Linked DNA regions of Homo sapiens: region 1 is linked to region 2. The links are chromatin loops, found by intact Hi-C in ENCODE. Cell type or tissue: heart right ventricle. All regions are shown on one strand. Links, peaks and the distances in the headings refer to the core of each region. The heading gives the core; the rest is flanking DNA. Region 1 overlaps CTNNBL1 (catenin beta like 1). Region 2 holds the start of LOC100287792 (a long non-coding RNA gene).

Evidence for each region. Hi-C counts contacts between places; a loop is a spot of excess contacts. Peaks named below come from ENCODE experiments on the same cell type or tissue, not always from the same donor. Only the 100,000 strongest peaks of a DNase experiment are listed, where the experiment ranks them.
Region 1: a loop joins it to region 2, with 4 times the contacts of the local background. A loop is called at or near these places in 1 of 110 quality-filtered maps.

The regions. Positions count from the first base shown.
Region 1 is chr20:37,729,284-37,745,165 of GRCh38, reverse strand. CTNNBL1 (catenin beta like 1) reads right to left here. Exons shown (of 16, transcript NM_030877.5): 2 at 12,099-12,287; 3 at 7,682-7,788. Among named protein-coding and RNA genes, the nearest start is that of CTNNBL1, 43 kb to the right of the region's middle. In heart right ventricle, for the core only: no CTCF peak of the experiment used is centred there; DNase peaks (open chromatin) are centred at 6,175 and 7,165; H3K27ac peaks cover 3,244 bases.
Region 2 is chr20:37,666,448-37,682,329 of GRCh38, reverse strand. It overlaps LOC100287792 (a long non-coding RNA gene), which reads right to left and starts at 5,420. Exons shown (of 4, transcript NR_040021.1): 1 at 5,244-5,420; 2 at 3,712-4,372; 3 at 3,304-3,414; 4 at 1-258. In heart right ventricle, for the core only: no CTCF peak of the experiment used is centred there; no DNase peak of the experiment used is centred there; H3K27me3 peaks cover 377 bases.

The DNA.
Region 1 (15,882 bases), core at 4,102-9,101, 64 kb before region 2:
ATTTCTATTACTGTTTTTCTCCATTAATATTTTTAAGTATATGCTTATATATTTTTTCCCAATTACAGTATACTTTTTGTAGAAAACCGGAGAAAGAAAAGCAAGCCCTCAAAAATGTAAACAAATTATCCATAAGCCTACTAACCAAAAATAACCATTGATAATACTCTTTATGTTTAAGCCTTTTTCTCAACTCACAGACTCTTAAATTCTGTTTCAGTGTATGATATAAGGCAAAGATCTAACTTTATTTTCTGTGAATGTTTGACCAACCGCTTCAATACCATGTATGTTTGCCTGTATGTTTAAGTCATTCTTCTCAACTCACAGACTTTCCCCCCAAAAAGTAAGCCTATATAGTATATAGTTCTATATTCATTTTGCTGTTGTTGTTAATATAGGCTAAATAATTCCCCTTATCATTATTCTACTACAATAGGAGAAGCCAATACCTGACAAACTGCTATGGGTCCTTCTCCTTCTCCATGGCAAAATCCCTCACTCACCACAGCACTCTTCCCTGCTGAGCCAAGATGGCTGGCCTCAGAATCCTTCTCAACACAGTGTTCCAAGAAGAGACTATGAATCAATCACAGGCTGGGTGTGGCCGATTAAGCTTATCTACAATCCCTGTTCTAAGTCATAGATTAATGGCCACACAATATTCCCTTGAGTAGACGTACTGTGATTTAATTAACCAATCCCCCTTTGTCAGGCATTCAGATAATTTCCATTTCTTTTCCCTTTAACAAATGACACTAAGATGTATGCATTCCTAATTACTGTGTTAGGATAAATTCCCAGGAAGGAAAGGGACAAGTCAAAGAGTACACATGACTTAAATAGATTTTGATATATTTTGCCAGAAAAGTACCAATAGTGCATGAAGTGCCTATTTCCCCTTACCCTCTTCACAAACAGTATCTCCTCCAATTTGAGATAGAAAAGACAACTCATTTTGTATTTTGCATTTCTGATAGTAAGATGGTTAACATTCTTCTAATGTTTACTGTTTGTATTTCTTCTTTGCCCATTCTTATTAGGATGCTCACTTTGTTTATAGATTTATAAACACCGTATATTAAGGAAATTAATCTCTATCCTACACTGCAAAAAAAATAATCAGAGAAAAGTGTTTGCCCTTTAATTTGTACATTGTGCTTTTTGACATAAAGGTTTTTTTTTCCTTTTGACATAAAGGTTTTAAAAAGTTCAAGTAGCAAAATCTTTGCCTTTATGAACTCTATTTTACATGTATCCTGAGCAAGATATTTTCTGTGCTAAAAGAAGATATATTTTATGATGTATTTTTATGTTTATATATTTAAATATTTAATCTATCTGAAATTTATTTTAATGTATTGATATAGGGCACAAATCTAACTTTATTTTCTGCAAATGTTTGGCCAAGTGCTCCAATACTATAATCTATCTTTCCCCAGAGATTTAAAGAAATGTCATCTATCATACACTAAATTTTAATGTGTACTTTATTCTGTTTCTGGGTTTTTCACTCCATTTCATTGATTCGTCTGTAAATTCCTGAGTCAGGACCACACTTCCACATTGTTATAGCTTTATAGTATGTTTTATGTGTGTTACTGCAAACAACTCCCTTGTTGTTTTTATTTTTCAGTGTTTCCTTGCCTGTTCTCACTTATTATTCCAAGTAAATTTCATAACTATTTTAGCAAGATTTTCCCCCAATACCTTTTTTTTAAAAGGCTTCCTTCTCTGCTTGCAAATAGATTATTTTTTTAGATCACTTGAAGTGTGGAAGCTAAATCAGAATCATGACTCAGTAAGGCTGGTGCAGAAGGATTCAAATATTCCATGGGCCAGGAGATCTACATAATCCTTGAACCCAAAGGCCTCAACAAACCTCTAAGGCTTATTTGCCTTATGTGAGTGAGTGTATACAAGATTTCTGGAGAACAACCTGACAAAAGGTTTTTCCAGTTCACTTGGAAGAACTGGCAAGGGAGACTGGGCACTAAACAGTAAAAAAAAAAAAAAAAATTGTGCTGAGTGCAGTATAAGATCTGGTGATTTGGGTGATCGACAGCGAACGTGGTGGCTCATGCCTGTAATCCCAGCACTTTGGGAGGCCAAGGTGGGCGGGTCACTTGAGGTCGGGAGTTTGAGACCTGCCTGGCCAACAGAGTGAAACCCCGTCTCTACTAAAAACACAAAAATTAACTAGGTGTGGTGGCGCACACTTGTAATCCCAGCTACTCGAGAAGCTGAGGCAGGAGAATTGCTTGAACCTGGGAGGTGGAGGTTGCAGTGAGCTAAGATCGTGCCACTGCACTCCAGCCTCGGCAATGCAGTGAGACTCTGTCTCAAAAAATAAATAAATAAAGTAATTGAACGATTGTTAGTCACCTGGAGGGGTCTGTCCTTAGGCCTGTTTAGATCAAGTATTTTATTATTTTTTTTTAATCAATAACATGAGCAAAGATAGATAAAGGGCAAAATGAAAAAATGTTATATGACACAAAGCTTAAAGAGACAGTAAGCACAGCAGCTGACAGAATCAATTCAAAAGTTCCTGACAGGCAATAATGATGTGCCAAATCTAACCAAAGGAAAAATACCTGGGATCCACACAGAAAACTGCAATGAACCAAAAAGTCAAGTACAAATGTAAAGGCTGGGAGAGATACAGTTTCATAAGGGCACATGTGTTTCTTTCTGAACTTGATGGCTTTATTGAACCATAACTGTAATACAAATCAGAACATGAGCCAGTTCTGCCAGAGACAATTTCTTATTCATCTCTGGACATCCAGCACCTGACGCAGGCCTTGGTCCAACACAGAAACTTGGGAGATGCCTGTAAATGGGGGCACAGATGAAAACAGCTGCCACAAGTGCTACGGTGGTTTTAGGGTACTTAAAAGAGGACAATACAGAGTTATGCTGATTCAATGACCCTAAAACTTTGTGACATCTGTTCAAGGAACCATCTTTTAGGAGGGATGTGGAAACCAATTCAGGGAAACAACCAAGATTCTAAGGAGTCTAGATACATCTCATATAAGAATTTGTTGAAATGCTTTCTCATTCTGAGTTGAAATTTTAAGAGTCAAAGCTGCCAAATGATGGAATAGCTTTCTTTGGAAAGTTAGATCCTTCTCACTGGGATAGTTAATAAAGGATGACATTAAAAAAAAAAATACCAAGAGTTAGATGGTAGAATAGACTGTGCTTCTCAGTTCCTTCCAACTTTGAAATTCTTCTTCCAAATATGGTCTTAACCCAGTGCTTTTAAGTTTAGGAAGTCAGAAAATTATCAAAATAAAACAAACAAGCAGAGAATAAAACTGCAAGCAGGGAAATATTACAAAAATATACTGGGTCCAGTGTTATGTGAGTAACAAGATACCGTGAGAAATGCTGGACTTGGGAATGAGACTGACCTGGGTCATACTCCCAGCCATGCTATTTACTAGAGGTGTGGCCATGAACAGTGAATTGACAAATATTTACTAGGCACATACTAGGTGCCAGTCACTGTGTTAGGCACTGAGGATATAACAGATAAAATAATCCCAGTTTCTGGCCTCCATTAAATATAAATAATCTATTACAAACCATTAATTATAAGCATGCCTGGTACTACCAAGAGAAGTGTCACTGGAACACAGAGCGTGGTGTCCCAACCTGATCAAGGAAGACACAGAATATTAACTAACTTATTGCTAGACCCTGATTTCCTTATCTTCCTATAGTGAGGATTAAAAGAGATAATATATATACAGTGCCTAATAATAGCTGGCACATACAAGTACTCAATGAATCTATGTACCCTCAAGTTTGTTATAACAGTCGTCTTCTGTTTTGCCTGACCAAGCACAGCCTACTCATGAGCCTACTCATTTAAAGCACACACTACTATTTGCAGAGAACTGTCTTTAGGAATTAGGCATACCTTCAGCAATAGATGACTCACAGCTGGGGGAAAGGATAAAGTTAGAGGTGACGGGAAAGCAATAGAGCAACATATTAAAACAGTAACCCAGGCTGAGATGGGGTCATCGATTCCATCTAATATGACAGAGAATATTTTCCTAGGCTGCCCATGTGCATTTGCTTCAGACCAGCAGGATATTCTCCTTCAACCACAAGGGTGAATATCAGCAAATGACCAGCAAAGTTCAAAAACACTGGGAAAGCCACAGAAATTGGTAAGTCCTAAATGCAATCACTGCTGGGGGAACATGATGCTCCCTCCATCCAAGTAAATCAGCAGTTCTCAAAGTGTAGTCCTAGGACCCCAGGATGGGGTAGCGGGGTGGCTGGAGATCCTTTCAGGGAATTATAAGATCAAAACTATTTTATAATAAATCTAAGACACCATTTGCCTTTTTCACTCTCATTCTTTCAGGAGTGTACAATGGAGTTTTCTGAAGGGCTCCATGACATGATGACATCACTGCCCTGATGGCTAATGAAATGTGTGCTTGTCTATTCTTGTATTTGCCAGAATTTTCTAAGCACTTTGGGATATTCAATAATTTAAGAGTACAAGGAGATCCTGAGACCAAAAAGGTTGAAAATCAGTAAACTAAGTAATTCTGTCCCTGCAAAAATGAAGAGAAGAACTATTAAAGGACTTTCTAGGGAAACAGCACACTCTAGTCAATGTGGTGTTTAGGAGAAAGATCAGGCAGTGCAAATTGGAGGGTGCATAAGGAGAACTGTCAACTGAATCTCAAATGCAGTCAAATGAAGAGAGGCATTTTTGGGTATGCGATCAAAATGACAATTGGATATATGGGAAAATAAATTTGAATGTTTCTGATCTCAACCGGAAAGTTTCATCCGAATACACTCTAGCAATTTTCATCTTAATTTCACCTCGCTGATCTAGAGAATTACGAAAGACACTGCACCAGTGAGAATTCAAGAACTCAAGGTTAAAACACAATGTAGTTTCCTAACTGCTTTTCGACATGAAAAAAAAAAGTTCTTTATGCACAATTTCAATTTTCATATGCTCAGATTTTAAAACTAAAATAGTATATACATTTTGTCTGAATGGAAAACACTACCGATTTTTTTAAATAAAATCACATTGTCTTAAACCCAGTTAATGAACTGTAACACTAAGGTACCTAAGATGTAGATGGTGAACATAACCTGCAGAAACTCTGCTCCAAATTGAGAGACGTGTATCTACCAAGCGGGCGAAGGAAATACTGGTGTTCAAAGAAGTAAACTGAATTTCTTAAATTTCCAGTATCATTACCCGCAGCATAGCTTCCTCATAATGTATCCTTAGGTTCAAGCAATGGGGATGTAATAAAGACGACAGGGACTACATGAGCTCTCTCATGTTTACTGAACACCTACAGCAAGGCAAGTACTGTGGTAGGCACTAGAGACAAACAAGACACCGTCCATCTCCTAAAAGGAACAGAGTCTAATGCAGGAACCACTGAGTACAGAAATAACAACAAAACAAATGGCAAAGATGTTAAAGACTGATCACATGCATTGTGGGCAAGAACACAAGAAAAGAGATGCTGCTGCTGGGGGGAGAATTTAAAAATACAGTGAGAAAATTGGCAGTAGCTATCATTAAAATGTACATACCCTTCAATCTGGGAATTCAAAATTTAGGTATCTATCCTATGGAAATATATGCACACAAAGACACATGTACAAGTAGGTTCACTATAGCATTTTTCATAAAAGCCGATTTTAAAATAATCAAATGTCCATTAATAGAAAATAATTAAATAAGTCATGGTATTTCCAAACCATGAAATACTATGCACCAATTAAAAAAACACAAGGTAGATATGCATGTACCACCTGGACAGATCTGTTAGATGACCCAAAAAATCAAGGTGCAGAATATGCACAGTATGATTTAAGTAGAAACAAATACATTTGCATAATTAACTGTTCACAAGGTTCCTCTAGGCAGAGGAATGGAAAGGGATCAGAGTAGTGAAGGAAAACTTTCATTTTTCACTCTACTCATGTACCACTGGTATTTTCAGAATGACAATCTATTCATGCATTACTTGTGTAATTACACACACACACACACACACACACACACACACACACACAGTGCTCCTGTATGGTGGAGATCAGTACAAAACCTGATAGGACTCTAATGCTGGATAAGCTGGGCCCTGATCTATTAATAGCTACTCCTACTATCAAAGAGGGCTGTGGCCCTAGGCCCAGTAACCACATTCTCCCCACTCTGCCTTCTCATCCACAGCACAGGGACAACATAGTTGACCACGCTGGCCTCTCTAGGTTGCCATGAAGACTCTGTGCCCGCTGACACCTCTGTGCCTTTGTTCATGCTCCTCATATTGCCTGGCATGCCTTCCTGTGTTCTTTTCCGCCTAATAAAAATGAATCTTCAAGGCCCAGCTCAACTACTATCTTTTCTGTGACACCCTCAATAGCCCCCAACTTGGTATTTACTGTTTCTTCTCCTATTATATCTCTTTTAAAGTGTCTGTTTCCTTCTACCTTGCCTTTATAGTCAGTCTCCCTAGTAACCTAAAAACTTGAGTGCAAAGCCTGTACTACTCAATTGTTAATTGCCTGGGGGCCTTGGGCATATTAAGATTCATTAAAATTGTATGTCCTGGGAGGGACAAAGATAGGGAAAGAAAGAGAGGTTTAGAACATTAAAATCGTATAAATGTGAAAGTCCCCTTGGTTAGGATTCAAGACTGACTGAAAGATGCCAGATTCCTCACATAGCACTTCATAGTGCACCAAGGTGCCAGTGTAGTAAAACTCACGTTAACTATCATCTCATGGGCACCTACTATGTGCCAGGTACTAAGCTAAACACTTACATTATTCTCCTTTAATCTTCATACAACCCTGTGAGGAAGGCATTATTTCCTTATACAGATGAGACACCCAAGGCTAAGAAAGGGGAAGTAACTTATTCAAAGGGATGTGTGTATCACACCAATATCTGTCTAACTTCAGAGCCTCTGAAATGATCTCCACAGTAAAGCTATCACTAACGGCAGGCACGATCAGTCTTCTTTGGGCACTGAAAAGAATAATGCAGGAGAGTTAATATGTTAACTGCGGGGCTGATCTTGAAAAGGGCTAGCTTACAAGGCTGGCCCTAGGCTGGCAGCCAGGAATTTGGCTTTTGAAATGTTCCCTAAGTGATAAGGTTGCTGCTTTGTCAGCCCGGGGCACTGAACAGCTGCTTTCCTTCCAGGAGCCTACAATTTTGGTTGTTATTGTTATTACAGGCAGAGAATGCCTACATGACCAGTCCTCCATAAAAACCCTGAACTCAGAGTCTGAAATGGGCTTCCCTGGACAGCATCACTGCACACATGTTGATGCATTTCATTGCTGAAGAAAGAAGCATGTTTGTATAATCCCACCCACTGGGAAGGAGAAAACATAGGAAGCCTGTATCTGAATTTCTCCAGATGCCACCTGATGTGTCTTTTTCTCTTGCTGATCCTGTTGTGTGCCCTGTGTAATAAACCACAGCCCTGAGTATCACTGACTTTGAGTCCTGGGAGTCCTTCTAGTGAATTCCCAAACATGGGGGTCATCCTGGGATTCCTGGCCCAAATCACAAAAGCCAAAACAAACCAAAATCAAAACAAAATTAGCCAACGAAACGCCACAGAGGAGACATGGTATCAGTGGAACAGAACCTTACTTCTCTGGATTGTCTGGAAACTTAATCCGCAATTCTTGGTTTTTATATGATCTCTTTTCAAATGTGAGGATCATTTTCTTCACTGAGCTTTCATCCAATGGCTCCTCCTGGTACAAAGAGACAAATGCAAAAACTTCAGTCCACAGGGGTTTCACATTCATTGTCACTACTTTCCTGTGGCTCTTATACCCCACCTCACTCTGCCATTGACCTTTCTGGGTTCAATGTACAGTACACTTTTTTTGTTTTGTTTTGTTTTTTGAGATGGAGTCTTGCTCTGTCGCCCAGGCTGGAGTACAGTGGTATGATCTCAGCTCACTGCAATCTCTGCCTCTCAGGTTCAAGCGATTCTCCTGCCTCAGCTTACCGAGTAGCTGGGACTACAGGCACATGCCCCCATGCCCGGCTAATTTTTTTGTATTTTTAGTAGAGACAGGGTTTCTTCGTGTTAGCCAGGATGGTCTCGATCTCCTGACCTCGTGATCTGCCCACCTTGGCCTCCCAAAGTGCTGGGATTACAGGTGTGAGCCACTGTGCCCGGCCACAGTACACACTTTATCTCTCTAATTACAATGAGGAGTAAGGGCCTGTAATCACATGCTTCTTTTCGGGTATATCACATTGGGTGTCTCACACAATGCCCACTATCTGTAACACAGAAAATTCGGTTTGAGGTGTTAAAGACTGGGCACTTCAGCACTTCAGGAGTCCAAGGTGGGCAGATCACTTGAGGTCAGGAGTTCAAGACCAGCCTGGCCAACATGGCAAAACCCCATCTCTACTAAAAATACAGGCACATGCCTGTAGTCCCAGCTACTCGGGAGGTTGAGGCATGAGAATCACTTGAACCTGGGAAGCAGAGGTTGCAGTGAGCCGAGACTGTGCCGCTGCACTCCGGCCTGGGTGAGAGAGGGAGACTCTGTCTCAAAAAAAAAAGAAAAGTTGTTAAAGACTCACTCATTCAACAAATATTTCTTGAGCACACTGTATGGCAGAGAGTAAGCAACAATATTAGATAATATTATTATACATTTACCTTGTCATCCTTTGCTATACATGTAAGATAAGACTGACAGGTTTAAAAGAATTGTTTAAGGTCAAACTCTGAGTCAGTGACAGTGACCCTTAATCTTTTCCTACAGCAGAAGTTGGCAAACTGCAGCCCATGAGCCAAATCCAACCTACTGCCTGTTTTTCCACAGTGCGTAAACTAAGAACGGTTGTTAATTAGCTATAGTCACTGCTTAGCATTTCTTATATATTACTTTGCCTGGTACTTACTAGATGCTGAGAAGGAATTCAGACAGGTACTTTGAACCCTGAAGTAGCATCAAGAATTTAGTAACCTTGCCTAGAGAATGCAAAAAAAAGCTAGTAGACTGTACAGAATTTTCTGGCTTCATACATTGGAATAATACCTATGAAAGCAAATAAAATGAATATTTGAAAACTAAATCATTTTTTCTCCAAAAAATCTACACTGAAATTTCACACGTTTTATCTTCAGTTTCCTTCCAGTTTAAATTAATGTGCTGCAATGCACCCTGCTTCTCTTCATACTATCCCAACTCAAAGCTTCACAGCTTTGTAGTCATTGACCATAACTCACACCTAAAAGCAATAAAGAAACTGCTATTAAGAGAACCTGAAATAGATCCTTTTGGAAAGCACTGAATCATCCCATAATTTTATAAGTACTCAAAAATGTTAGCTATTATTCTATTATTAAATTTCTATTTCCACATATGGGGTTTTAAGTGGGAGCTACCCATAAATTCATTTTCAGCATGACACATTTATTAGATTATACCAATGACTCCTAGATCCCAAGGTTCTCTATTGAACCCCTACCTCCTCCCCAGGGTCTACAGCTTAAAGACAGGTTCCCTGACACAGTAAAAACAAGTCAGAGTCCTGGCTCAGTCAAGACTCAGAGCCTAGCTTCACTACTTACTAGCCATGGGACAATGTTACTTTGCTGAATATATTTCTCAAAGCTTCATCAAGTCCAGCTAATTCTATCTCCTAAGTCTTTCCTGAACTCATCCACTACACACTTAGAATAAAATCCCAAATCCCTCACATGATCTACGTAAGGATCTGGCAGGATCTGCCCAGATAATCTCTCCAACCCCAAACCAGTGCAAAGACTCCCATTGCTAGCCCATGTCTACTTGTTCTCTGGCATAAGTAGACTCTCCAGTGTCTGGCACACAGCAGGTACTCAGTGAAGATCTGAGGAATGGAGGAAGGGAGGAGGGGAGGGGAGGGGAAGGAAGGGGATGAATGAAATTGTTACCTGTTATCTCTCAAGGTCATAGAGATGACCTAAAGAAAGGATGTACATAAAACTACTTTGTAAACTACATGAATGCAAGCTGTTATGGTTATTATCAGCAACAGGCACAATGTACCCAACATACCACTAGAATTTAACTAAAATAATCAAAACATTTCTAGGAAAGGGTTAAATCACTTTCAAGTAAGCTCAATATCTGCTACTTTTTCTTTTCTTAGCTAACATCTTGCCCCACTCTGGAGAAAAACCACATTAGTGTTAACACAGCTCTCATGGGATTTCCGAAGTCCTAGCCTCTCCGGGGTTTGGCCTTCCCTCCTTTAATTTCTCTCCAACACTGGGGGAAAACTGAATTATCAGTCTTAGTCATCAGCCACAGCAGTATCTCCAATAGCTCAACGTCAGAAACCAGAGGGAGATTTCAGAAAGATGAATGCTGATGATGTAGCACAAAAAGGACAATAATATTTTACAAGTTCACGTGACTTTACAGGGGCAAACATCACTTGTTTTTCATCAAATGGGACTTCAGTGGCAGTGAGAAAATAACTCCTGGACTTGTAGCCTTCCATGTGTCATTTTTACAAAGCGATCTCTTTTTCCCTGTCCCTTAACAGACGGGTTGGTCCCACATTACATTTCTGTCTCCCAGGCTAGAAACCACTTACCCATGACAGCTACTATCCTAATCCTCCAGTACCAGCCTTGCCCTACATGGGAATTATACCTGCCAATTAACTGCTGCTGCAGGGCTAACAGATTGAGCAGAAGCTGGTGAGGAGGGAAGGGAGGGAGGATGTGCTACACACACTGTTTGTCTAAGCCCTGGCAAGGCTGCTGCCCTCAGAGAGGAAATTAAAAAATTCAGGACTGTCTCCCACCACGTATTTCTAAAGTGCCATCATCTTTTAGCGGGAGACCCCCAAATTAGCACTAGTACAAATCCTAATAAAGACAGAGCTATTGTCACAACACAGTAAAGACCTTTTTGGAATATGAATCCATTTTTTCTTCTTCTCAGATTCACAGCCAACCTCATTTTGTAATCCAAACTTAGCATCGTGTCTTTGAGAGAACCAAAAAACAGCTGGCTCTTAAGACTCTTATTTCCATAATTCATATTGAACAAAATGCCAGAGTGAAATAACACACAAGTTAACACTTAAAGATTTAAAAAGACACAGAGGTAAGGTCATTTTGTTTTTAATCACTGATATTTTACCTCTACTCTTCCCAGCTTCATTCATTTATTCATTCAATAAATATTTATTAAGGGCCTACCAAGAGCTAGGTATTGCTCTGGGTGCCAAAGATAGAGCTGTGAACAGAACAGAGCCAGTCTCTGTTTTCATGGGAGGCTGAGAGGAGGACAGCAATGAGCAAAATAAACAACTAGAATTTCAAATCATGATACGTGCTATGCAGACAATATACAAAATACAGTAATGAGGAAATGAGAGAATGGCTTGCAGGGCTACATAGGAAAGACTTCTTGGAGGAGGAAACATCTGAACTGAGACCTGAATGTGAAGAAACCAGTCATACAAAGCATTAAGGGAGACGAGCATTCCAACAGAGGACACAGAAGTCCAAAGGTCCAGAGGCAGGAATGAGTGGAAAGGCCCCAACGCATCTTGAGGAACAGCAAAGGGAAAGGCCCGAGGAATCTCCTTCCCTAAGCTGTACTTTTGCAGTCACACCTAAATACCTAATACTGTGGAACCCATTAAACTTCTCCACTTTTGTTGCTTTGCTAATACCATTTTCTCTGCCCAAAAAGCCCTTCCTTCCACTTGGTGAAATTTGACCCCTCTTTCAAAGATAATAATGCAAGTGCCTTCTATGTGTCCTCAGTAAGATCCAGGAAGCCTGCCCTGACCCTCCCCTACAGTACATAATATGGAACAATTTTAAAACTCTGTCACATTCTTTACATCTCATAAGATGCTTTCCCAACTGCACTAGCCCACTTAACCTTCACATTAACGCGATGAAATATGAATTCTTAACCCCATTTTACAGATGAAGATGGGAAGCTCAGACAAGCTTAGTATTTGGCCCAAAATTACGTTTTACAGGGCCAGCCATCTCAGCTCCCACCCAGCGCTGCCACGTTACCTCTTCCTCTTCCTCTTCCCCATCTCTGTCAATAATCTGCAGCAGCCTTTTTTTGTCATCATCCGCTTCCTCCACCACAGTCATTTCTTCTTCCCGATAGCGGCCGCGTTCTCGAGTACCAGTTTGTTTCCGACGCATCTTCTGCTCCTCCTCTTCATCATCCCGGGGACGTTTTGTGCCCCTATTGGGCTGAGAGAAAAGAAACATAAGATTTTAGAGCTGGATACAACATAGAAGCCAGGCGTGGTGGCTCATGCCTATAATCCCAGCACTTTGGGAGGCCAAGGCAGGCAGATCTCTTGAGCCCAGGAGTTTGAGACCAGCCTGAGGCAACATGGTAAAACCCTGACTCTACAAAAAATACAAAAAAAGACTTTGCAAGGCATAGACAGCAAATATCCTAAAAGCTTTCAAGAATTCTCTGACTCAAAAGCATCCAGCATACAACTTCTCCCACCACATGGGGTAAAGCTCTATGTGGTCATTTTTCAGATCCTTAATGATTCTATAAATATACCATGAAAGTCAGTGGGAATTTTTTTATACGCAGTTTTGCCATTTCACAAAAGTTCCTATGTATACGGAAATAGCAACAAAGCTATCTTAAGATGGGGACACTGGGTTAGGCTCACATACTAGTCAAGATATAACTCCCAATGCCAGCGTCTTAGCACCTGGTTTTAATTCACATCTACGTAAGATTACAAAGCCTTTTTTACAGTTACTCACAAATAGTACAAACATAAAATATTACATATGTAACTTCTGAATGTCTACTGTACTCCCAATTCTATTTTACAGAAGAGTTGAGTAAGGCCCAGAGCCTGGGCAAAGGACCTAAATAGACACTTCTCAAAAGAAGATGTACAAATGGCCAGAAGATATATGAAAAAAATGCTTACCATCACTAATCATCAGGGAAATGCAAAGAAAAATCACAATGAGTTATCATGTCACACCTATCAGAATGGCTATCATGAAAAAGACAGAAGATAAAGTGTTGTTGAGGGTGTAGAGAAAAGAGAACCCTGTGCACTGTTGATGGAAACACAAATTAATACAGCCATGATGGAAAACAGATGGAGGTTCCTCAAAAAATTAAAAATAGAATTATCATATGATCCAGCAATCCCACTTTTGGGTATGTAACCAACAGAATTGAATTCAGTATGCTGAGAAGATATCTGCCCTGTTCATTGTAGCATTATTCACAATAGCTAAGATATGGAAGCAACCTATGTGTCCGTCACTAGATGAATGGATAAAAAAAATGTATACATACACAATAGAATTCTACTCAGCCCTAAAAAGTGGGGAAATTCTGTCATTTGAGACAACCTGGATAAACCTGGAAGACATTAAGCAAAGTGAAATAAGCCAGGCACAGAAAGACAAATACCTCGTAATCTCACTTGTATGTGGAATCTAAAAAAGCTGAACTCATAGAAGTAGAGAGTAGAATGATCGTCACCAGAGGCTGGGGAGGAAGGGAGACGGAGGGAAATGTTGACTAAAGAGTATAAGTTTCAGTAAGGCCGGGTGCGGTGGCTCACACCTGTAATCCCAGCACTTTGGGAGGCTGAGGCGGGCAGATCACCTGAGGTCAGGAGTTCAAGACCAGCCTGATCAACATGGAGAAACCCCATCTCTGCTAAAAATACAAAATTAGCCAGGCGTGGTGGTGCATGCCTGTAATCCCAGCTACTTGGGAGGCTGAGGCAGGAGAATCGCTTGAACCCGGGAGGCAGAGGTTGCGGTGAGCCGAGATCGTGCCATTGCACTCCAGCCTGGGCAACAAGAGTGAAACTCCGTCTCAAAAAAAAAAAAAAGTTTCAGTTAAACAGGAAGATAAGCTTTAGTGATCTATTGCACTGAATGCTGAATATAATAAATAATAATGAACTGTACATTTAAAAATTGATAAAACGATTTTAAATATTTTCACTACAGAAAAAGTATTAAAGGTGATAGATTTGTTAATTAGCCTGATGTAATCATTCCAGACTGTAAACATATATCAAAATATCACCTTGTACCCTATAAATATATACAATTATTTGCTAATTAAAAATAAAAGTTTTTTAAATCAAATATAATAATAATAATAAAGGCCCAGAAGCCAAGTATTACATAAGATCACAAAACCACTCGTGCACCACTGAAAATAGAACTGGCACTTCCAGACTCCTAGTCCAAGGACCTTTCTACCATACTCTGTTAGGACCTCATGTTGCCTTTTGTTGTTGTTTACTTTTTAGAGATGAGGTTTCACTATGTTGCCTAGGCTGGACCTGAACTTCTGGGCTCCAGCAATCCTCCTGCCTCAGCCCTCTGAATAGCTGAGACTACAGGTGTGTGCCACTGCAGCCAGCTCATTTTGCCTTTTACAATGCAATCCATGAAGAAGGTCTTACTGTTGTTTTCCATTAAATTAGAATAAAACAGAGCAGTAGTGAAAGGGGCTTCAGAGCTGAAGAGACACAGCACTGCCCAGACACCAAACAGCCCAGTGTCTCCATTCAGCTCAACTTACTCCTGGTTCAACTTTGGGCCCATCACCTACCTCTCTAAACCTTAGTTTCCTCATCTGTAAATGGACATTATAATTCTTTTCTCTGTGAACTTCAAGTGAAAGAACTCTAAACCATAATGGTACTAAACAAATACATAAAATCATCACTGTGAGGTAATCCACATGATTCTGTCTTCTCCAACAAAACATTTGTGTTAGATTCTTCAATGAGATTTCTTTATCTGATATAGTAATCACACCCACCAGCGATATGCTTGGTGCAATGTGGTATGTTACTACCAAACAAAAGAAAATGCCACTTTCACTGCCAGCCTGCTAAGTTGTTTGGTAATAAGAGAAAATTTTCTATTATACATGTTACACATCTCCCCTTTTGACTTGTATTGAACAGTACTCTGCCAGTGGTAGAAAGTCATTCCCCTCTTTATTCATGTTTCCTGCTTGCTCCACATACCAGGTGCTTTAGTAAGTCTGAGCATATGACATTGTTTAGAAAACTCACACTCGACAATTTAGTTTGTAGGGTACCACCTGCTATTTTTCACTCTCTTCCTAGTCTCCCTGAGCTAGATGATAATTTCGTATGAACACACTTTATTTTCCATAAGGACAAAAATTACAAAAATGTACTATCATCATTACTGCTCTACCCTAAAAAAGAAAAATAAAAAGGAAAGCAACATGCCAGTAACCACAGACAGGCTACAATAAAAAAGGAGGTGGTGGTTTTCATGTAAGAAGAGGAAGGGAAGGTAGATTCATCCTAAAGGAGGGCAGGCTTCCAACTGGAAATCTGTAGCTCCTCAGCAGGTAAGGAACTTCAGCCCTCTGGGAACACTAATTCTTTCAAGCTCATAAAATAAGCCCTGCTGCGATTCTGATTAGCGTGAGCCTGCTGCAGCAGCCAAGTTAAGGCATGAGCTCCATAGTTCTCCACGGAAAGGAGATTTCTAGATTGTTTATCTCCGAGGGGAGAAAGAAAAGGCAGTGGGCCACAATTAAAAGGAGAAAGCTAAATATTGCCACAGTTAAGAAATGCAAAATAGAAAAAAAAAAACACTAGCTATGTCTCTTTTGAACACATCTTCCAATCCTCTTCTTTAAAACAAACATTTCAGAAGTCAGGGGAGGAGTTTCATTTATTAAATTCCCATTAAAATAGCACTTTCCTTCTGCAGAACTTCAATCTTCACCACATCTCTGGCAATGAGAAGTAGTCAACAGCTCTATTTCATAAACAGGGAGACAGGA
Region 2 (15,882 bases), core at 5,280-10,279:
AGCTGAGATCACGCCATTGCACTCCAGCCTGGGCATCAAGAGTCTGTCTCAAAAAAAAAAAAGAAGGAGGAGTTTGAGAGCAGCAGGGGAGGATGGGGTAGAATAACTGTCGAGGCAGGAAATGCTTGGGGACTTGGACTGAGTAACGTTGGACATAGAGGAAACGGCAGGTGAAATCAGTAGGACCAAGGGATGTAGCGGATGTGCAGGGAAAGGAAGAGGATGATGCGACAGCTGCCTCCTGGGCTTTTGTCCTCCCTAGAAGAGAGGGGAAGAAGAAGGGTCAATAATACATATGTTAATTTTTTTGTGCGTGTCACAGAACAGCTTGTAACCACCAGATTTTCTGGAACTCTCTTCTGTCTTCTCGCCCTGCCTTGACTCATCAGACTCTAGAACAACGTAGCTGCCATCATCTGGGGAAGCCTGCATTTTCTCCTGCAGGGCAGGATCCAATAACAGTGTTCTCATCCAATAAAGGAGGCTGGCGCACAGGGACAAAATATTGAATTAAAAACAATACCAGAGTCGCTGAGCTTGCGCCACCCCTGAACTGCCTGTGCATGCCTTTGCTCTGCAAATTGGTAATGGGAGCCCCAGGGAAATACTGTTCAGGAGAGGGGGTGGAAGACAGGTACACAGAGCAGGGAAGCAAAGTCAACTCTTAGCCACAGTTGGCTGAGCCAATGCCAGGGAGTACAGCATGAATTCAGCAACCAGAAATCCAACCCTGAGCTCTGGGCCCTGGCCTTGGTGCTGGCTCCGTGAATCTGCCTTCCAGAGGCAGGAGGATGCAACGGTTACACACACAGCTCTGAGCTCAGGCCTGAGATGCAGCCTGCTTCCACCACACTGGTTGACTCTGTGACCTTGACTAACTCCTTAGACACTCGAATCTTAATTAATTAATTAATTAATTATTTTATTATTTTATTTTTTTGAGATGGAGTCTCACTCTGTCACCCAGGCTGGAGTGCAGTGGCCTGATCTCAGCTCACTGCAAACTCTGCCTCCCAGGTTCAAGCAATTATCTGCCTCAGCCTCCCAAGTAGCTGGGATTACAGGTGCCTGCCACCATACCCGCCTAATTTTTTGTATTTATAGTAGAGGTGGGGTTTCACCATCTTGGCCATGCTGGCCTTGAACTCCTGAACTTGTGATCCACTTGCCTTGGCCTCCCAAAGTGCTGGGATTACAGGTGTGAGCCACCACGCCTGGCCTCAAATCTCAATTTTTTGTGGTTGTTCCACATGCTAGTGCTACTCTCAGCACTTATTTAATCCTAACATCCTCTCTATTTCCATTTTACAGATGATGGAGCCAAGGCTCAGAGGAGTTAAGTAACTTGTCTGGGTCACACAGCCAGGTGTAGTCAGATTTCGGACCAAGGCAATGTGACCGATACACATGCCCTCCGCTGTGGTCCAAATGTTTGTGTCCCCTGAAATTCATATGTTGAAACCTTATCCCCAGTGTGATGGTATTAAGAGGTGGGGGCCTTTAGGAGGCTTGACACCCTCTTTATTTCTTCTATCAGCCAGAATACTTTAGGCTGCAAAAATGAAACCACCAATCCAGCTGGTTAACAGTGAGAAAAATGTATCAACTCAAAGATTAAGTTCTGTGGTATGGTGGCTGTAGCAGTCATTCATTCAGAGGTTTAATGATGTCCTTCCTATCTTCCCACTGAGTCATCACCCATGTATTAGTTCCATCATGTAGTCACAAGACGGCTGCCACACTTCCAGGCATCGTGCATGCATGTGACCATGTCCTGCAAAAGAGGAGGGGCTTTCTCTTTCAGAAAACAAACCAAAAAAGCTGGGCACAATTGCTCATGCCTGTAATCCCAGCACTTCGGGAGGCTGAGGTAGGCAGATTGCTTCAGACTAGGATTTTGAGACCAGCCTGGGCAATATGACAAACCCCACCCCCCACAAAAAAAAATACAATAAATTTGCTGGGTGTGGAGGTGCACACCTTTAGTCCCAGCTACTCAGGAGGCTGAGGGGGGAGCATCACCTGCATCCGGGAGTTGAGGCTGCAGTGAACAGTGATTGTGCCTCTGCAGCACTGGGTGACAGAGTGAGATCCTGTTTAAAAAAAAAGAAAACAAACAAACAAAAAGTCTTTTCCAGAAGCCCCTGAGCAAACATTCCTCTTATTTCATTCAGCAGAATTGTTCTCATTCCTGTTTCCAAACCAGCCACTCACAAGGGAATTAGAACCTCATGAATGGCTTGGTAAAGCCCATGGCTCTTTGTAGAAGGATAGATTACCACCTCCCCCAAAATGGTGGCTCTATTAGAAAGGAGAGGCCAAGTGCAGTGGCTCATGCCTGTAATCCCAGCATTCTGAGAGGCTGAGGAGGGCAGATCGCCTGAGGACAAGAGTTCCAGACCAGCCTGGCCACATGGTGAAACCCCATCTCTACTAAAAATGCAAAGATTAGCCAGGTATGGTGGCAGGCGCCTGTAATCCCGGCTACTTGGGAGGCTGAGGCAGGAGAATTACTTGAGCCTAGGAGGCAGAGGTTGCAGTGAGCTGAGATTGCACCATTGCACTCCAGCGTGGGTGACAAGAGCAAAACTGTCACACTGTCACACACAGGAAAAAAAAAATAGAAAGGAGAAAGGGGACAGTGTCTGGTTTTGGGTAAGCAAACAAAAATGTATGCAAATCCTCTCTATTTCTCTTCTCACTCCCAAAACCCTCTCTTCCTAAATTGTTGCCTTATTTTTCTATCATTTAACATTTTACTCCCCCTTTCAGGACCAACTGAAATGTCACCTCTGACAGGCAGCCTTCCCTGACTTCCTCCTGTCGGATTAATTGCTGTCTTCACTGTGCTTCCAGGGAACATGGCACATGCTGCTACTTCTGTGGCTTTTCTTTTTTTTTTTTTTTTTTTTTTTTTTTTTTTTTTTTTTTTTTGAGATAGAGTTTCGCTCTTTTTGCCCAGGCTGGAGTGCAATGGTGTGATCTCGGCTCACTGCAACCTCCGCCTCCCGGGTTCAAGTGATTCTCCTGTCTCAGCCTCCCGAGTAGCTAGGATTACAGGTGTGCACCACCATGCCCGGCTAATTTTGTATTTTTAGTAGAGATGGGGTTTCACCATGTTGGCCAGGCTGGTCTCGAACTTCTGACCTCAGGTGATCTGCCCGCCTTGGCCTCCCAAAGTGCTCAGATTGCAGGCGTGAGCCACCATGCCCAGCCCTGTGGCCTTTTTATCACTTGATTGTGGAGAGAGGTCAGGCTTTAGAGCAACTGGACCCAGGTTCAACTCCCAGGTCTTTCACTTACTTCATGGGGCACTTGGATATGTCATTTCTCCTCTTCAAGCTTCGGTTTCCTCCTCTGTAAAAATGTATGTTCTTTTTAGGGCAGTTTGGAGAATCAAGGTAGACAGTGTGTCTGTGATTATTGTCAAGGGAGAGAGGGAAGCAAGAAGGAAGGAAAGAAATGATCAGACTGTCCCAGAAAAAAGTCAACTCTCAGCAAAAAAAAAAAAAAAAAAAGCAAAAGTCACTCCAAGGTGCTGACCAGACAGCCCCCTCACCCTGAATGAAGTTCCCCTCCCCCGGGTTCTCCCAAGAAAGTCATTTTTCATCCCCAAAGTCATTTGGCTTAGAGACAGGGGAGAGAGGCAGTGGCAGGGTCTGTATTGTGCCTGCCCTGCCACCATCCATCACCCAGCCGACAGAAACTCACCTCCCACAAATAAAGTTATGACAAGCGTCCCCAACCCATTCTTTCAGCCGTCGCCTCCCTGTTTCCATCATCTTTGACATTATAAGCCATCAGCCAAGCTGTTTGTCATGCCTCTGACAGGGCCTTGGCGATGTGGGCAGGAGGGCTGTGCTGAGGTATGGCTGGACTCCAGGGTGCATGTCCTACCCTCGCCCGACATTGGTGATCTTGAACTATGTCACAGGTGCTTTCAAAAAGGGTTTCTCCCCTGTGGGGCAGGAGTCCAGAGGTGGAGCAGAACTGGAAGGGAATATTTGTTCATTGATTCATTCAGCAAACATTAGTGAACACCCGTACTGTGCCTGAACCTGTGCAAGGCACAGCTGCAGCCACAAAGAGGGGCCAAACACAGTCTTTGCCCTTGCAGAGTGCCCAGTCCAGTGGGGAAGTAGAGAGCAAGCCATGTCAACAGACAGTGCCAGCACGTCTGTGGCACGGGCAGTCCAGGAAACTGGGAGCACAGAGAAGGGTAGAAAATCAGGGAAGGCTTCTTGGAGGAGGTGCCATTTGAGCTGAGAGCCACAGGACAAGGAGGAGGCAGTAAGAGCAATTCTTTGAAAATGTCTCCTTTCTTCTCTGCAGATATGTCCACTTACAAGCACCAAAGGGCAAAGTTGAGAAACTGTTTGGGAAAGAGAAGAGCATCATGTTCCAGGCAATGGAACAGCATACACTAAGCCTCTGGACTTGTTTCCCAGGGCTGCAGTCACAAATTACCACAAACTTGGGGGCCTAAGACAACAGTCGTGTATTCTCTCACAGTTCTACAGGCCAGAAGTCTAAAATCAAGAGATCAGCAGGGTTGGTTTTCTGGAGGCCCTGAGGGAGAATCAGTTTCATGCCTCTTTCCCAGCTTCCAGCGGCTGTGGGCAAGCCTAGGTGTTCCCTGGCTTGCAGATACATCTCTCCTGTCTCAGCCTCTGCTCCCTATATTCACATGGCCTTTCTCTGTGTCTGTGTCTCAACTCTCTCTCCTTTCTCTGATAAGAACACCCGTCATTGGATTGCGAGCTCATCCTAAATCCAGGATGATTTCAACTTGAGATTCTCGACTTAATCACATCATTAAAGACCCCATTTCCAAATAAGATCACATTCACAAGTACCTGGGATTAGGACTCTGACCATTCTCTCTCTCTCTCTCTCTCTCTCTCTCTCTCTCTCTCTCTCTCACAGGGTCTCACTCTGTCGCCCAGGCTGGAGTGCAGTGGCGCAATCTTGGCTTATGAGAGCCCAATCTGTGATAGATGCCAAATGCTTAACCCAGCACTTGGCATGCAGGATGAAGTGGTGAAAGTTTACTGAGTGAAAATTGGCTCCTTGAGTGAGGAAAGGAAAAAAGGAAAGAGGGGCAGGTGAGGGAAGTTGGTGTGAGGACTGGCAGGCGCTAAGCAACTGTTGTCATGAAAAGGGCCTGCAGGCTGGCACAGCAGCTCCAGTCTCAGAGGGGAGAGGAAGGTCTCTCAGGGGGCATCCTCTCCACCTCCACACACCTGCAGCCCCCTGCTTGCCAAGCAACTGTATCTGTTCTGCGTGAGGCTTCATCCGCCGCGGTAGACCTGAAGATGGGCTGATTTTAGTTTTCCACCAGGTTGGTTCCCAACCCACGGTGCTTGCCTGGGGTCCTGAGGCCAGGTGGCCCCTGGAGAGGCAGCAGAGACAGCTCAAGTCCTGAAGCAGAGGCTCTCTCCACTGTTTGTAGAATCTCAGAGTTCTAGAATCTTGGAAGTGAGAATCAGCATTCCAGGACCAGCCATGAACACAAAACTGCGAACAACTCTAGAGTCTTGGATCGAGGGAGTCTCTTGTTTAAAGGATCTCAGTGTTTTCAGGCTAGAAAGGGCCAGGCAGCCTCTTCATTTGAGCTTCTGTCTCCCTGAACTCTGACCCTAACTATGTGGCCTGGATGCAATGACCATTTTCGTCTAAACAGGGCGGACAAACCCCCAGGCTGCCAGGTCCCAGGCGTGGAGTCAAGAGCACACAGGAAGAATCCAGGAGGACTTAGGAGGCGAGGTTTCCTGGGCAGAAGAAATGGCAGGAGCACAGGTGTCACAGATGGAAAGAGCAGTGTGTGTGTAGGAATGGGATAAGGAGCAGTAGTTATGGTGGGAGGGACTGTATTAAAGTACGTAAGAGCTTCCAATGAAATAATACACACGTGAAGCACCTGACAGGTGCATTGCAGATACTCAATAAATGCTACTTCCCTTCCCCTTCTCTTCTGCTCACAAATCTCTATTTCCTGCATTTCTGCGTTACCCACATTTATACTGAGGAGTTCTGAGAAATGAAAAGATTTTCTGGAAGGGAGACACAGGACCAATTTCCCCCACCCAGAGACAATCACCTATCACAATGGATAGGGGCTGTGTCCTCAATATAGGCCAAGACTCTCTGCAGGGAGGATGGCTGACTGATTGCAGAGAGAAGCCCAGGAACAGGATATTTGAACTGGGTTTTGAGAGTAGGAGAGGAGTTTCCCCCGCAGAGAAGGTGGTGGTGAGAAGAAAGGAATTCTATGCAGTTTCTGTGACTGTTAAATGAATGAATTGCTAAGATCTCTGGACTTTCTAGTTTATACTTTAGAAATAATTCAAGCAACTACCCAACTTTGCAAATGGAAAAACTGATGGACATGGGCATATACATGCAATTTCACACTTTATCTCCCATTACCAAAATCCCCAAGCTGAGAAAACAAAGAGAATAACAATGTGTCCTGAGCCCTCAAGGTAGACCTTGAGATGGAGAGAAATTTCCAAGAGTTTGGGGACAAAATGAAGAAAAGAAGAGGGTTTTTAATAAAGCTAAATTTATTTCACTTAAAAGACTGTCTTTATTCTGAGGTCATGTTCTTCCTACTCTGGGAGTGTTTTAAATGTCCTTTCATTTATGAAATCATGGAGATAGTAAATGGCCATTCATAGTTGAATTGTTTTTTGTTTTTATTTGGCAAAATAGTTAGCAACCCTATATTAGTTCTCAAAAAAAAATTTTATATTGTATAGTCCCTGAAACCTCACATTTTCAGAACCACTGAGTCACAAGGCATTGGTGGCAGAAGATGTGTATATTCCTTCTCAACAATTTGGGCTGTGCTCAGGGGTCACCTATCAAGAGTGACCCTCCCTGATGGCCCTGCCTAAAGCAGGTCCCCTCCTTTTCCCTATGTTTTCTTTCTATTCCATCTCCCTTGTATTAGTCCACTGTCATGCTGCTAATAAAGACATATTCGAGGCTGGTTGTGATGGCTCATGCCTGTATTCCCAGCACTTTGGGAGGCCGAGGCGGGAGGATCACAAGGTCAGGAGTTCGAGACCACCCTAACCAACATGGCGAAACTCCGTCTCTACTAAAAATACAAAAATTAGTTGGGTATGGTGGCACGTGCCTGTAATGCCAGCTACTCAAGAGGTTGAGGCAGGAGAATTGCTTGAACCCAGGAGGCAGAGGTTGCAGTGAGCCGAGATCGCACCATTGCACTCCAGCCTGGGCGACAGAGCGAAACTCCTTCTCAAACAAAAACAAAAGTAAAAGACATATTCTAGACTGAGTAATTTATAAAGGAAAGATGTTTAATTGACTCACAGTTCAGCATGGCTGGGGAGGTCTCAGGAAACTTACAATCATGGCAGAAGGGGAAGCAAACATGTCCTTCACATGGTGGCAGGAAGGAGAAAATGAGAGCAAGCAGGGAAATTGCCAGACGTTTATAAAACCATCAGATCTCATGAGATTCACTCATTATGAGAAGAGCATGGGGGAAACCACGCCCGTGATTCAATTACCTCCACCTGGTCCCATCCTTGACAAGTGGGGATTATTACAATTCAAGGTGAGATTTGGGTGGGGACACAGAGCCAAACCATATCACCCCTGTTTCTTTCTTTTAGAACACTTATCACTCTCTGAAGGCATCTTACTAATTTGCACCTACGTTTATTTATTTCTGCCTTCTGAATTTGAATATAAGCAGCGTGTGGTTAGGGGCCATGTTTGTCTTGCTCACACACTCTTCCTGGCACCTAGCACAATTCTTGGCACAGAGTAGGTGCTCGGGAAGTGTTTGTTGAGTGAATAAAGGAAGGAAAGAATGGCCATGGAGCTTGAGGACTCAGGCTGTGTGCAGCAGGGATAGTAGAGTGCAGTAGATGCTGTGAGTGCCACCATGCTACAGCCTTGTGCCCCACCTCTGACCTCAACTGCAGCTGGGCTACACAGCTCCCATGCATGCTGGCAGATTCCCACCTCAAGTGCCTGCCTAGTCTCTCAGCTTTGCAGCCTCAAGGCTGTCTTGGAAGTCCTGGTCCCTGGTTCTGTGACCCATAGGCACAGCTCAGAGGTGTGGAAAGTTAATGACCTACCTCGGGTAATGCTTATCCCTTGGGGGAATAGCAGTTAGAGGATAAATGCCCCAGCCTTCTATCCTCTGGGTGAACAATTCTGAGATGACTTCTGCATAATACTCAGAGGCTATTTGCACAATCAAATCCCAATTATCCACTGCAGCAACCAGCTCCTTCCTTGTCTTGCTCTCTTGGTTCCCTCGCTTCTACTTCCTATGAGCATCTCCCAGATAAAATATGTACCCAAGCATGTACTCAAGTCTTTGTTTTAGTCTCTGCTTTTCAGGGAACCCAACCTAAGACAGGCTGCGCCAGTTCCTTGCATCTCTAAAATTCCCTTTCACTCATTCTCCTCTCCGAATCCCACAATCCACCCATCCTGCTGTTCCCATTTGACTTCTAGAGAAATGCCCCCTCCCACAGCCCTCTGAACTTCTCTGGCAGACAGGCTGGCAGGCCTTCATTGTCTTCCAACACAGCCCCAGTTCTGGGAACTTGTCTGGGCACTTGAGGGTCCAGGTGCTTTGGAGGCAGGAAGGGAGGGAAGGGGCCTCTCTAAATGAGTCTGTAATGATTAAACCATCTGCTGTCCCCTGCGCTCCTCTCTGCCTTTTGATCTTGGGCTGAGACATGGCCCCCAATCCATTATCTTCTCTTTTATCTCTTGGCCTCCCACTCTGCAGCCACCTCAGCAGAAACACTGATATGGGCTGAAACAGGAAAATCCAATGTGGATGCTGAATTTTACAGTCTACAAAGAAGCTTACAGGCTTAGCATTATTTAGAAAGCATTTTCTTATTTACACATCATTTCTTTAGTATTATTATTATTGATGTTGTTTCTTTTCTTTCTTTCTTTTTTTTTTTTTTTTTTTGAGATGGAGTCTTGCTGTGTCACCCAGGCTAGAGTGCAGTGGCGTGGTCTCGGCCCACTGCAACCTCTACCTCCCGGGTTCAAGCGATTCTTCTACCTCAGCCTTCCTGAGACTACAGGTGCATGCCATCACGCCTGGCTAATTTTTGTATTTTTAGTAGAGATGGGGTGTCACTATATTGGCCAGGCTGGTCTCGAACTCCTGACCCCGTGATCCGCCCACCTCAGCCTCCCAAAGTGCTGGGATTATAGGCGTGAGCCACTGCGCCTGGCCTAATGTTGTTTCATACAAACATTTGTTAACCCCAGGGAGCAATTCATTCCCTTATGCCTCTTCTCTTTTGCTAAATGAGAGTAGAATCTGGCTAGACAAGCCATGTAATCAAAAGACATTCATTCATTCATTAACCTTTGGGCAGCTTCTCTGTATCCAAGCCCTGGGGATACAAGGCAGGGCCCTTCCCAACAGGAAGCTTGTCGCCTGGTAGGGAAGTGTATGGGTCAGTGTCTAACCAGGAAACACTTGAGTATTTACAAAAGAGGAACTTTAATCCAGGGAATGGAAGGTGGCAGAAGGTCTGAGAAGACAACTGGACATGGCAAAGCAGCCCAAAGACGAGTAATAGCAAGAGGCTGCCACCACCCCAGCCCAGGAGGAGGGTCACTTGGTGGAATATGGGACCACGGTGGAGCTCCAGGAGAGCTAGAGACATGGAGGAGACACAGCCACTGCTGGAGATGCTGCCCAAGATGGAGAGGAGAAATACCTGGACTTCTCCCTTCCTTCTGCCCTGTAGCCCCCCACCGGCGCCTCCCATTGGCCAAACCCAGCCCCCTGGAATACAGAGCAGAGGGGCAGAAGGGTAAGAACCAGGGATAGGTGGGTAAGCAGATGATACTACATGAGAAGGCTGAGGACTGGGTAGGAGCACAGTGCTGGAGAACACAAGGAAAGAATTGTGGCTTTGCCAAGAGATGTCAGAATACTGGACAATCAAGTCATTTGGCGCTGGGCTTTGAAGGATGAGTAGGAGTTTGCTGAGCATCAAGGTAGAAGGGTGTAGTCCAAGTAGTAGGGGTAACATACACAAAGTGTATCAACTGAGGATGCTTTGGCTGTAACAGAAAATCCCCACTGCCAGGTCTATACCTTTGCTGGTTCCTCTTCGTAGGATGCTCCGCCCCCTCACTCTGGCCCAAATTCTTCTTCTTGCCCCAAATGCCACCCCTTCAGTCACCTGTTCCTAAACCTCAGAGCTGGAAGCCACGGTTCCAATGTACCCTCACAGCCTTGGCATTTGCTGATGTGCCAGTGAGGGCCTTCCTGACTCACTTTTTCTATCAGCCGGGAGCTCCAATCTGAGGGAGCTGTGCTTTCTGCACCTCTCTGCTCCCTGTCAGAGCCTAGCACTGGGGCAGGCACCTGGTAAGGGCTAATGAATGCATGCTGAATCCATAACCAAATACATTAGTAAGTGAATCAATAGATAAATACATTCATGCTATTCCCTCTGCCTGGACTCACCACATCTGCCGTAACAGTACCCCTTTTCATTAAGTTCATGTATCAGCTTCCATGCTAAATTGCACGAGGGACCTTACTGAATCTTCCCTAGCAATCCAATAGGCGGCTGCCATTATTATTTTCATTTTACGGAGGAGGAAACTGAGGCTCAGAAAAGTTAAACAACTTGCTAAGGTCATCCAATGCTTAAAAGGATAAGCAGGATGGAGGCTTGACCTTACTAGCTGTGTGAACTTGGGAAAGGCATTTCAAGACTTTGAATCTCAGAGTCTCAAGACTCAGAAGAGCTCCCTCCAAGCCCAGCCTCCTCTGGGTCTACCTAGGCCTCCCACAGTTAACTTGTCTGTGCTCCACCACCATCAGAAATAACAGTAATAATAATAGCATCTTATGTGAACTGGGTGTTTATCGTGGGTCAGGGACTGAGCTCAACACTTTACACCGACATCCTCTGCATCCTCTTTACATGGAAAACACTGAGTCCCCACGGCAATCCTACAAGATGAATGTTCTTAGCTTCATTTTGCAGATAAGGAAACAGAGGCTTGAGAATCAGGAGTCAATAGTAGAATCAATCAGTCAAGAAGTTAACAAATACTGTTGAGCATCTCTGTGCTGGGCATTGCTAGATGCTAGGAACACGTGACCAGGACAGCCATGGGACCTACTCCCACGGAACTGACTATTGGGAGAAACAGACCCTGAACAACTAATTAGAAACCATTGTGTGAACACCCACAGTGGGCAAGGTGCTATGACCAAGCCCATCCTGGTTGTAACAGAAGGTGTGTGTAATAGGAGAAGCTAACCTTGTCTGGGGACCAGGAAAGGCTTCTTGGAGGAGGTGACAGTTAAGCGGGGGTTCGAGGATGAGCAGGTGTTATTTAGACCCCATGTCACAAACTCTCACCTCCACAGGGCCTGTGATCAAAAGTCTGTCCACACTGCATGTCCAGGTTGGGCCAATACCCCAGCATCTCCTGAACACCCTAACTCTGGCTGGCCATGCTCTTGGCTGGGACGGTGCAACTGGCCCACTGCTGGGCCTTGCGATAACTCCAAGGCTACTGTTGATGAGAGATTCCTGCCGGGGCCAGAGCATCTGGAACACATTCAGCCCCTCACGAGCCAGTTCCTTCAGGAGCTGCCCGGCGGGCACGGAGCCTTGTCCTCTAAGCCCTGCTGGCTGCCTGGAGCGTTGGCACACGGTCAGGAAGAGGCGGCTGGGAGGGGAGGACGAAGAGAATTCGATTTTCATTTTGCTCTTGGTTCCCTGTTTCCAGTCCAGATGCCTCCAGATCTAATTCCGAATAAATAATTGTACTGAGTAACCCGGGTCCCTTGGTGATTAAGTAAACACGCTGAGGCGGGTGGAAATTGAATTAGTGCGGTGTGCTCAGCCGTTATTACCCGCCCCTTCTCATGAATATTAATGAGGGGTTATTAAGAAATGTAAATGCTGCCTCAGGGGGTTGGGAGATGGGGAGGGGGTCAGGGTTAGAGGACAGACCGTTCAGAAGTCAGCGTGATTGAAGGCATTTTAAAAATTATGTCAGATCTTTCTCTTCTGCACCGTGGCAATGTTTCCGGATGCTTCATTTTTATTAAAACGAGGGTAAGGGAACAAATTTTAATTCGAGGATAAAATTAGCATTTTCCAAGCAGCCTTGTCAGCGGCAAGGACATATTTTGCCAGAAAATGGACATTTGGGGCGGGGCGGTGCGAGGTTGGGGGAGCCTGCGCTGATGGACGATTAGTTCCCTCGGTTCATCTCCAGGCAAGGGAGTAAACAAATTAATCTCTGAGCAGAGAGCAGCCTGGAAGATGATGGAAGCCTGTAGGATCCAGAAGTGTCTTTGCTAGGAAGCCAGGGGGTGTCACCAAGAGCTAAGATGGCCTTACTGCTGCTCAGAGAGGTTAAGCACTTGTCTGAGGTCACACAGAGGTGGGTGCTCCGGCTGGGTTTTGTGGGCAAGGTGAACGTAGAGAATGAGGCTACTTCTCCCAGGCGAGCTCTAGACAGAGATGCAGCCTCTGCTTCCCCATCTCTCTCACTTGACCTTTAGGCTCCCTGGATAGCTCACCTCTCTGGCTCCAGCTTCTGCCCTCACAGCCCCTTCCCAATCTCTGCTGCCAGGCTCACTTCCCCACTTTCACCACAGCTTGTTTCTGCTCCACCGCAGGCTTTAGTGACTCACTATTGCCCCTAGGCTGAAGATCAGACTCCCTCTGACATTCAAGTCCCCCCAGGATCTGACCACACCTCCTTTTCCTGTGTAAGCTCCTGCCACTCCTTGCAGCTGCAACCAGATGTACCAAGGAAGGATGAGAAGAAAGTGAGAAGAAGGGGAATAAAAGAAGGTGAGAAGACAGGGAAAAAGGAGGAAGGAAGAAAAGGAGGGAGAAAGGTAGGGAGAAAGGAAGAGGAAACAAATGTTAAGTACCAAAATATCCCAGATTTGCTCAATATTTTATATTGTAATGATGTGGTGATGTGATAATGATGATAATGACAATTGCTGCCATCCACTGAGTGCTCAGCCTGTGTTAGCCACTGGCTCAGCGCTCTTTCATCCTCCTGCACTGTCCCTAGAAAGTAGATGTTATCTCCACTTTACAGAGGAGGAAACTGAGAGTCCTGTAGGTAAAATGATTTGCTCCAGGTCCTACACATTATAAATTATAAATGATAGAACCAGCCTGTTGGACATCAAAACCTGATTTTTTTTTTTTTTTTTTTGAGATGGAGTCTTGCCCTGTCACCCAGGCTGGAGTGCAGTGGTTCAATGTCAGCTCACTGCAACCTCCACCTCCCAGGTTCAAGCAATTCTCCTGCCTCGGCCTCCCAAATAGCTGGGACTACAGGTGTGAGCCACCATGCCCAGCTAAATTTTGTATTTTTAGTAGAGAGGGGTTTCGCCATGTTGGCCAGGTTGGCCTTGAACTCATGATCTCAGGTGATCCGCCTGCCTTGGCCTCCCAAAGTGCTGGGACTATAGGCGTGAGCCACTGCTCCGGGCCCAAAACCTGAATTCTTCACTACTGCTCCTCCCACCTCATGTGGGCAGTTATTATTATCCCTATTTTACAGATGAAGACAAAGAGGCTGGAAGAAATAAGCAGCAGCAAGAGGAATCAAAATTCTCTAAACTCGCCTTATTCCATCTTTATAAGCACCTCTTCCAGAGAATACAGGGAAAATTCACTGAACAACCTCATCCCTGCTTCCTGCAGTGGATGATGTCAGACACCCCAGGAGAAACTCACAGGATCTCGGAGACCCAGCCCCCGGTAGTGTCCACCAGATGAAGCCTGCAGGTTGCCACCGCTGGTTCCCATAGGCCTCCTCACCCTAGGCCATGAGCCCCAGGCCTGTCAAATGAAGCTCAGATGTGGGACCCAGGGACTTAGCCCCCTATGCTCCGGACAGGAAAGAGTGAATATGATCAAACTCATGCATTTTAATGACTTCTTCAGCACGCCTCGCTCCACCCGCTCTCAGTCTCAGGAATAAAGGCTGACAGGTGCAGCTGAGTTAATCAGGGTGGATAATAGAGGGAAAGACAGGAATCACTGGCCAAATTGCAGCAGAGAAAAATGGGGCAAAATCAGCCAGGTGCGATGGCTCACACCTGTAATCCCAGCACTTTGGGAGGCTGAGGCGGGCAGATCATGAGGTCAAGAGATCGAGACCATCCTGGCCAACATGGTGAAACCCCATCTCTACTAAAAATACAAAAATTAGCGGGGCGTGGTGGTGCACGCCTGTAGTCCCAGCTATTCCAGAGGCTGAGGCAAGAGAATTGCTTGAACCCAGGAGGCAGAGGTTGCAGTGAGCCAAGATCATGCCACTGCACTCCAGCCTGTTAACACAGCGAGACTCCGTCTCAAAAAAAAAAAGGGTTGGGGGGCAAAATTATGAGATGCAAGTCAAAAGTGTCCAATTAAAGTGTGATGGTGTTTAAAGGGCAAGAACCACGTTCTCAGACCCTAGGAAGTTCTAAAGCAACGCTTACCACAGGGGATGCATGGTCAAGTGGTACGTGGGATCATTTCTGGTGGTACCCAGATGACTGTCTTTTTAAATTTGAATAGACATTTTTAATGTGCATGAAAAATATGTAACTACAAAAATGTTAGCCAGGTGTCATGGCAGGCACCTGTAATCCCATCTACTTGGGAGGCTGGGGCAGGAGAATTGCTTGAACCCAGGAGGCAAAGGTTGCAGTAAGTTGAGATCACACCACTGCACTTCGGCCTGGATGACAGAGCGAGACTCCATCTAAAAAAAAAACATATATATATACAGTATCTAACACCTGTGGTTTGATGTATATTATTGCCTAGAATTAGTCTAAATTTTACCCAAAGATGGGATTTAATTGCTAGTTAATTAAAAGAAAAATATATTTTTAATTGCATAGACGAAAGATGAATATGGCAAAAAAATATGAAATTGGCTCTTATGTGAATGAAGCTTAGGAAACAATATTCTGGTTCCTTGTTACTCAAAGTGGGTCCATAGACCAGCGGCATTAATATTACCCAAGAGCTTGTGAGAGATGCAGAATCTAGATCTACAGAATGAGCATCTGCATTTAAGAGTCCGTGGTGATTCATACACAGTTCATGTGCGCACTGTTTTAAAAGCACTGGTCTCTCTTATTTATCAGCAGGACATTGAAGACCCTTTCAGACTTGATCCGAGGGAAAGAGCCCCGGACTGGGAATACATGCTAGCTATAAAACTCTATAAATTGGGAACAGCTTGTGAGAACAGAAAGAAAAAAAAAGACTAATTTTGCAGAGCTTACAATCTCATAATTACAGAAGAGGAGACTGAAGTCCAGAGAATACGAATTCAAAATTGCACCATGAGATTGTGTTAACACAGGTTCAGGTCCACTCCAGGTCTTCTAACATCTTGGCCAGTGCGGGAGGGAACTGCGGATAACAAACAAAATTGCCATCAACAGTATGATGTGTTCACAGCCAAAGAAATGAAATGAAATAAAATTTCCAAAAATAAAGAAAATCAACTGTAAAAAAAAGATAGTATGATGTGGCTTTATAAAAATGATGATTAAAGACATTGCAAGGCAAGAAAACTACAGACTAATTTCTTTATTGAAATAAAGATGGAATATACATGGAAAACTCCTCAACAAAGTACTAGCAACACAAATCTAGCAACATACAAAAAGGATAAGACACTATAACCAAGTGGGATTTATTCCAGGAATGCAAAGTTGGCTTAATGTATGAAAATCCATTGATGTAATATATCATATCAATAGGACAAAGGATGAAAAACCATGATCATCTCAATAAATGCAGGAAAAGCATTTGACAAAATTTAATACCCTTTCATGATAAAAAAAAA